3 separate regions of the Mus musculus genome follow, and regions 2 and 3 are each linked to region 1. Evidence: chromatin loops called from intact Hi-C (ENCODE). Cell type or tissue: left cerebral cortex. All regions are shown on one strand.

Region 1 (2,500 bases):
CACAAAAGTTCATAGGTTGTCAAAGTTTTCCAGTAGAGCCATGTTAACCAAATAAATGGGTCAATGGGGCCAACGGTTTACCGCATGCACTATTGGCTGGCTTGGAATAGAAATGCAAGCTACCAATAAACTCAGTGCCTTTCCTGTATCCCATCCCTGCCCATCTTCTGCGGGCCACAACCCCTTCAGTGACCTCGTAGGAGCTTGAACAAACGATCCTGGGACCTTAGGTAGGTTTCAGGGCGCGCAGTGTGTGTGTGTGTGTGTGTGTGTGTGTGTGTGTGTGTGTGTGTGTGTGTGTGTGTAGGGGGAGGGGTGTCAGGACGCAGAACAGGACCCAGAGGCTGGAGATGATAACTAGCTTGGCAAGGCGTAGTGGATCCTAAGGAATGTGGACCCCCTAGGATCTGGCAATGGCTCGGGCTAAGGTGCCCCATGCACCCTCGGTGAGGCGACGCTGGTGGAGTGAAGGCAGAGAGCCCACAAAAACCCAGAGTTCACCAAAGGAACGGTGAAAGGAAGGCGCCCATGCGGGGGCCACGAGGGCCCCCCATACGCAGCTTGTGGGTCGGGGGAGCTAGAATCCTCAGACTCTCCACGGAAGAAAGGCAGGAAGAGGCGGAGTCCCGAAGAGGAGAATTGAAAAGGGGATTCCGGGAACTGGCAGCGGGGAGGCGGCCCAGTCCTACTGTCCGCGAGGCGAGCGACACCCATTCATGTCCCCGTAATGCCCGCAGTACAGTACCTGAATCGCCGGGTCTCGTGAATCCCCCTCTGGGATGTCCTGGGGCCACCTCCGAGCTGCTCTGGGCATCAGGCGCAGCTGCGCGCGGCTGGCGAGCAGTGGAGGCAGGCGGGAGCCGAGCCAGGCGAAAGGGACGGCGGCGGGATGGCCGGTGCCCCGCGACCCGAAGAGTCTCCGCTGGCAGCCTGGTTTCCCCTGGTCTAGGGCTAGACCACGCAGGCTCCCGGAGGCCAAGGGTTCCCAGCCGCGGGGTTAGCGGTGAACAGAGAACGAGGCGAGAGGCGGGGCCCGGGCGGAGCCGGCGACAAATGGGCACTTTCGCATCCATTACGACCCCACCCACTTCAAGTACAGTCCAGGGAGCCAGAGTTAACGGATCGGGGTTGTTGTGTTTATCGCTGCCTCCTTGGAGGACTAGGTAGTGCCTGATCCCTAGAACTAACTGGATACGAATGGGTTGGGTGCCTGGCCTAGTGATGCGGGTGTGTACTCTCTTCTTCCAGGAAGGCCTTGGCAGGAGGATCTCGAATTCAATACCTATCTGATACAGAGCAAAATTAAGGCCAGCCTGGGCAATGTAGGGACACCCTGACTCAAAATACAAAGGAAGAGGGGTCTGGGCAGAACTGAGTGTCAGAACGCTTGTCAATCATGCTTCCCTCTCTTCCCCTCCCCTCCCAGTCCTCCCTCTTCTCTCCCTCTCTCATCTTGTGCTTACTTGTTTTTAAGCTCCTCTGATTATAATTTTCCACACAGGACACAAACAAAAATTATAAATACCATAACTCATTGCCTGCTTCTTCTTGGGTCTTTGCTTACTATTCCCCAGGGCCCTCTCTCAAGACCAAACGATTTTTTTTTTTAAGGATTTATTTATTATTATATGTAAGTCAGACACTCCAGAAGAGGGAGTCAGATCTCGTTACGGGTGGTTGTGAGCCACCATGTGGTTGCTGGGATTTGAACTCTGGACCTTCGGAAGAGCAATCGGGTGCTCTTACCCACTGAGCCATCTCACCAGCCCCTTTTTTTGGTTTTTCAAGACAGGGTTTCTCTGTGTAGCCCTGGCTGTCCTGGAACTCACTCTGTAGACCAGGCTGGCCTAAAACTCAGAAATCCGCCTGCCTCTGCCTCCCGAGTGCTGGGATTAAAGGCGTGCGCCACCACGCCCGGCTAAAGACCAAACGATTTTAGAGTAAGGAGAAACAATCTTTCCATACCTACTTAGGAACTGACATCCCTTGTCTTCCGAAATGGAATACGCGGGAGCTTTCTGTAGCGTATGCACAGTCTAAGTATGAAGGTGGAAGTTCCAAGGTGGAAATGCTAATGGAAGTCTGTAAGAGGAGGCGTGGCAATGATGCCTACCTGGGCCTGGATTCTCACTTTCAGATCTCCGAGGGAAGAGAAGGGGAGGTAGTTCACAGTTTATGTAAAGGGATTTTCTTTCCGTTAAAAAGCGTGTGTATGTGTTTTCCCCCTCTTTAAAGACAAGATCTCTTTGTGTGTCCAGCTGGCCTGAAACTTAAGATCTCCCCGCCCTACCCACCAAATGCTAGAATCACCATTCCAGAGCCACCATATGCAGTTTAAGAGAACAGTTTCATCTACCAGGACTGACAGTTGCTGAGTCTCTCTTTCTGGGCTGACCTGAAGAGGTTTCCACCACTTATGTCACACTGGCAGAATTCCTACCAGTCTCATGAATTTGAAAGGCTCTTATCTGGGATCCTGGTTCTCTACAAAAGCCGTTCA
Region 2 (2,500 bases), 87 kb before region 1:
CCTAATGATGCAAATCAAATTTCATTGCACCCAAGTGACCCCCCCCCTTTTTTTTCTTCGAGACAGGGTTTCTCTGTGTAGCCCTGGTTTCCTGGAACTTACTCTGTAGATCAGGCTGGCTTTGAACTCAGAAATCCACCTGTCTCTGCTTCCCAGGTGCTGGGATTAAAGGTGTGCACCACTGCTGTCCGGCTCAAGTGAACCCCTTATTTCAACAGGAATTATAGCCTGTGTGCATCCTGGCTGGAAGCAAGATGAGAGTCACCTGAGCAGATGGATCTATGTGAAACTTTGAGTTCATTTTCCCATGGTGCTCTTCCCTCATCCCAGCAGGCAGTCCATGTGAGTGACAGCCAAGGGTAGTAGTGGGGAAGCAGAAATATTCAGTTACTTTGACAAAAAGGGATATGTGCAGTGACAATTTTGGAATTTTGGCTTCTTTGAAAAACACAGGAAAATTATAAGAATGTTTTCTTCTTAATCCTGGGTACAGGATATGGGGCTGCTTCAGACTGTCTTCAGCAAGTAACCACAGTTTGTCTCATGTGCTAGCAGGAGCATGATCTTGCCAGCTGCAGATAGTTTCTGCGATTGTTTGACCTTTGGCATTCTGGGGAACTTTTCAGAGGGAATATAAATGCTAGGCCCCCAAGAAGGTCAATGGGTTGTTGGTTGGTTGCTGTTGGTTGAGGTTTGTTAAGTAGGAAGAGATCATTTTTCTGCTTAGAAGGGCCCAGGTGAGAGCTGGTTCTTCTATACAAAAAAGGATATCGAATGCCTGTGGAAAAAAAAGTCAGTCCACAGCCTCAGGTGGGCTGCAGTTTAGGGCCTGCGCTCACACCTAACCTCTCCCCAGCACGTCTCTCATCTTCTGTTCATTTTAAAGGTTTTCTTATTTATTTATGTATATGAGTATGTTGTCGCTGTCGTCAGACACCAGCAGAGGGCGTCAGACCCCATTGCAGATGACTGAACTACCATGTGGTGGCGGGGACTTGAACTCAGGACCTCTGGAAGAGCAGTCGGTGCTCTTAATCCCTGAGCCATCTCTCCAGCCTCACTTTTCTCATTTTCAACAGGTGCTTCCCTACCCGGCTTCTACTTTCTTGAAAGATGTAAGCAATGCACCGATTAGGTCTCAGTTCCTTAACACCAAACTGCCCATCCTTCTATCTTCTAGTGAGCAGACTCCTTCCTCTGCAGGGTGGTTCCCCAGTGCTGAGTGTGCCCCCTCACCCTACTCCCATCATGTCCTCTCCATCTTGTTCCGTCTCACAGACCAGTCAGCCTTCTCCAGCTTCCCAACTAAAAGGGAAACATCTTCTCCAGTCCTTCCAGAGGCCATCCTTCCTATCCGTCATAAGCAAATGAGCTACCATTGTCCAAAACAAAACTTATTTTTTAAAAAAAAAGATTTATCTTATGCGTATAAATGTTTTGTTTGCATATATGTCTGGGCACCACATATGCACCTGGTACCCAAGAAGGTCAGAGGAGCGTGTCACATCCCCTGAAACTGGTGACACAGATGTTTGTGGCTGCTGTGGGTTTTAGGAGAGCCTCTGCAGGAGTAACCACTGAGCCATCCCTCCAGACTCACTATCTTTATTTTTCAATGTCCCATTTATTCCTTAGCCCCTTAACTCAGCCTTTCTGTTCCCACCATTTGCTTGCTTTGATCTGGGCAAGATTACTAGCCAACTTCTAGTGTTTAAATCCACTAAATTCTTTACAATGTTGTCTCAAAGCTTTATTTTTATTTTTAAATTTACATTTAGCCCCCCCCCCTCCCAGCATGTGCTGCCGACAGAGGACAACTCATGGGAGTCCCTTCCCGTGGTTTTCCCTGCGGCACCCTGACTTCTGCTGAGCTGATCTGTGGGAGAGAAAGGAACGCCAAGAGGCTGCCTCCCTTTGCCTCCTGCCTGTATTGTCACAGAAAGTGAATGGAGGCTTGGCAGCTGCTTCAGTCTGGCTGGCTGCTCTGATTATTGCATGGACACCTCTGGCTGGCACCCAGCAGACCCTTTCTAGTTGAAGTAGTATAGCAAATTATCTTGTATTAATTTTGTGCCCATGGCTCCTTGAGCTTGGATCTGTGGGTTTACCGTTTCCCATAGGAAACTATGGGCCATTTCTTTTTTCTTTTCTTTTCTTTTCTTTTCTTTTCTTTTCTTTTCTTTTTAACTTTCAATTCATTGTATCTTTAATAATCTGGTATGAAAAGAAAGAAAGAAAGACAGAAAGAAAGAAAGAGAGAGAGAGAGAAAGAAAGAAAGAAAGAAAGAAAGAAAGAGAGAGAGAGAGAGAAAGAAAGAGAGAAAGAAAGAAAGAAAAATATTGTTCCTTTTTATGGGCAAGGCACATCATCAGTATAGACTCATTCACATGGTGAGTGAGATAGGATTCCAAACAGCATGGGAAGGCTTCAAGGCTTACAGATTGACGCGTTTGGTTGCTGATATAATCAGCCGAGGCACGAGCAGCATAGAAGATTAAT
Region 3 (2,500 bases), 110 kb before region 1:
CTCCAGAGGGTTACAGAACTGCCTCTAGTTACATCCTATGTAAGAGGATGCATCTGAGATGTCTGAATTTCTTTCTTTTCAGCCACCAGGAGCTATCCATCAAGTCTCCCCACTCTGAGTTGTCAGTTTCTCAGTGCTGTCTATGCTAAGTGCACACTACCACTGAGCCACACTTCCAGTACCACCAACGGAGTCTTTGATGTCATCCCTAAACTGACTCTATCCTGTTATCCGTATCCTCTTAGCTTGATCTCCAGTCCAACTGTTGGGATTTACTGATTCTGTGCAGAAAGAGCAGCAAATGTGCTCATGAGATTAACAAAAGACCCAAGAGCATTTGTAGCAGTTACAGTATTCTGTTCATAATAGTCTTTTTCCGATTTACTGTATATGTGTGACCACTTTGCCTGCATGTACATCATGCACGTCTAGCCAGAAATGGGCCATCTTCGGGGTGAGACTTGGGGCAATCACTTACTTCCCAGATATACAGATTTCTAAGAGGAATCAGAACTTTCCTCCAGGAGTGAGGCTAGGTCGTCTTTTTTAGGTTCCTCACATCACTATGAAAACTCTTGTCTCTCCCCTTAGTGGGCATTCTCCCGATGTAACTAGCCCAGTGGTTTCCTGGTTTTGACTTCGGGCCGGTTAGGGGGCCTCTCACCTCACTCCTCTCAGCCCGGGACAAACCGCACTAGGCTGGGAGCGCATTTCTGCTGCTGTCTGGTCTCCCGCCCACCAGCAGCCCTGAGGCTCGGCCCGGGTAGCGTCCTCAGGCTGAAGAGCGGCGCAGGGGGCGGGCGTCGCGGACTCTGGTCACCCGCGCCCAGCTCTCCCTCCATGGTGCCCGGCCCTCGCACAGGCCCCTCGGCTCACCTGCAGCTGAGGGTAGCACCCAAGGCGCCCCGGCCACCAGCACCAGGGCCGCCGCGCCCACGACAGCGAGCATCGTCTTGGGAGGCCGGGCGGCGGCTCACATTCTCCTCCTTCTCCTCAGCAGCACCGCGGAGCTGGAGACTACCTCTGGGCAGCTAGGCCCTCCGCGACGCCCCGCCCCCTCCAGCGCCCCGCCCCTTCCGTGAACGCCCCCGCCCCTCCACCCAGCACAGCTTCTCCGCTGACGCCACGCTCTCTCCGCGAGCAAGCGGCTCGGAAAGTACCGGGCGCGGTCCAGTCAAGGCCTGGGGACTTTGAGGTCCCTGCCACGCTCCGCCCCCACTTCCGGAAAGACTGCCCAGCATTGTCCTTAGACTCCTGAGAGGAAAGCGGGGTGCAGTCAGTGCGCCTGCGCAGCCCCTCCTCCTTCCGGGCTCAGCTTCCTGTTTTTGTCCGGAGGGGGTTCGGAGGCGTTGCCCCGGGGGTTACTAGTCCACTGGCTCGAATCCTGGTGTGGGGATCCCTGGAGGCCGTGGATCAAATGACTCTGGGACCTGGAAGGCGCCGGCAACACTTTTATCTCAACTGCACAAGATCTTTATACTTGATTCCCTGATTTTGTGGGATGGTTTGCTGTTGTGACTCGCTCAATCTTTGGGTTTTGAATTATGCAGCGTTTGGATCTTTTGTCTAATAATGTGGTTTTAGGCTGGTTTTATGTGTATGAGTGTTTTGCATGCATGCATGCATGCATATATGTGCACCGTACATATATGCGTGCCTGGTACCCATGGAGGCCAGTAGAGCGCAGATACCCTGGTATTAAAGTTACTGATCTTCCGAGCTACCATGTTTGTACGCCAGTCCTCTGCACGTGCCCTTAAACCACTGAGCCCTCTCTCTACCCCCTTAACTCCGTCTCTGTCTGATTACTATCTTATAAAGAAACTTATTTGTTGGGCCGGGCGTGGTGGCGCACGCCTTTAATCCCAGCACTCGGGAGGCGGAGGCAGGCGGATTTCTGAGTTCGAGGCCAGCCTGGTCTACAAAGTGAGCTCCAGGACAGCCAGGCCTATACAGAGAAACCCTGTCACGAAAAACCAAAAAAAGAAAAAAAAAAAAAAAAAAGTAAGAAACTTATTTGTTATGCCGGGCGTGGTGGCACATGCCTTTAATCCCAGCACTTGGGAGGCAGAGGCAGGCGGTTTCTGAGTTCGAGGCCAGCCTGGACTAGAGAGTGAGTTCCAGGACAGCCAAGGCTCCACACACAAACCCTGTCTCAAAAAAAAAAAAAAGAGTTCCTCTCTGCTTCCTCACCATCATTCGTCAGATTTCTTGTCAGCCATTCTGACTAGGGTGGGGTAGAATGGCAAAGCAGTGTCAGTGTGCATTTTGCTGGTGGCTCAGGACATTAAGTTCTTTAAAGATAGTTACTGGGTGCATATTTCAGCGTTTGAAAACTGTGTTCGATTTATTGGGCCATTTGTTCCTGGTAGATTCATTTCCTTATTTTCTGAAGTTCTTTATGAATTTGAGATATCAGAGCCTTGTCTGAGGTATAGCTGGACAGGCTTTTTGCCCATCCTGTAGCCTGTGTGATGCACAGATAGTCTCCCTTGATGTT

The links. Hi-C counts contacts between places; a loop is a spot of excess contacts. Peaks named below come from ENCODE experiments on the same cell type or tissue, not always from the same donor. Only the 100,000 strongest peaks of a DNase experiment are listed, where the experiment ranks them.
Region 2: it touches region 1 in a loop (2.4-fold over the local background); 9 of 42 quality-filtered maps call a loop at or near these places.
Region 3: it touches region 1 in a loop (2.5-fold over the local background); 11 of 42 quality-filtered maps call a loop at or near these places.

Annotation. Positions count from the first base shown.
Region 1 is chr16:91,371,320-91,373,819 of GRCm38, reverse strand. It overlaps Ifnar2 (interferon (alpha and beta) receptor 2), which reads right to left and starts at 1,037. Exons shown (of 9, transcript NM_010509.2): 1 at 746-1,037. It overlaps Gm36587 (a long non-coding RNA gene), which reads left to right. Exons shown (of 4, transcript XR_876244.2): 1 at 1-230. In left cerebral cortex, no CTCF peak of the experiment used is centred here; DNase peaks (open chromatin) are centred at 725 and 1,007; H3K4me3 peaks cover 1,485 bases; H3K27ac peaks cover 1,317 bases.
Region 2 is chr16:91,458,622-91,461,121 of GRCm38, reverse strand. It overlaps the pseudogene Gm46562. Among named protein-coding and RNA genes, the nearest start is that of A930006K02Rik, 5.2 kb to the left of the region's middle. In left cerebral cortex, a CTCF peak has its summit at 945 (motif pointing right); no DNase peak of the experiment used is centred here.
Region 3 is chr16:91,483,793-91,486,292 of GRCm38, reverse strand. Ifnar1 (interferon (alpha and beta) receptor 1) reads right to left here and starts at 1,078. Exons shown (of 11, transcript NM_010508.2): 1 at 877-1,078. The coding sequence starts at 949. In left cerebral cortex, a CTCF peak has its summit at 1,435; a DNase peak (open chromatin) is centred at 1,230; H3K4me3 peaks cover 1,925 bases; H3K27ac peaks cover 1,541 bases.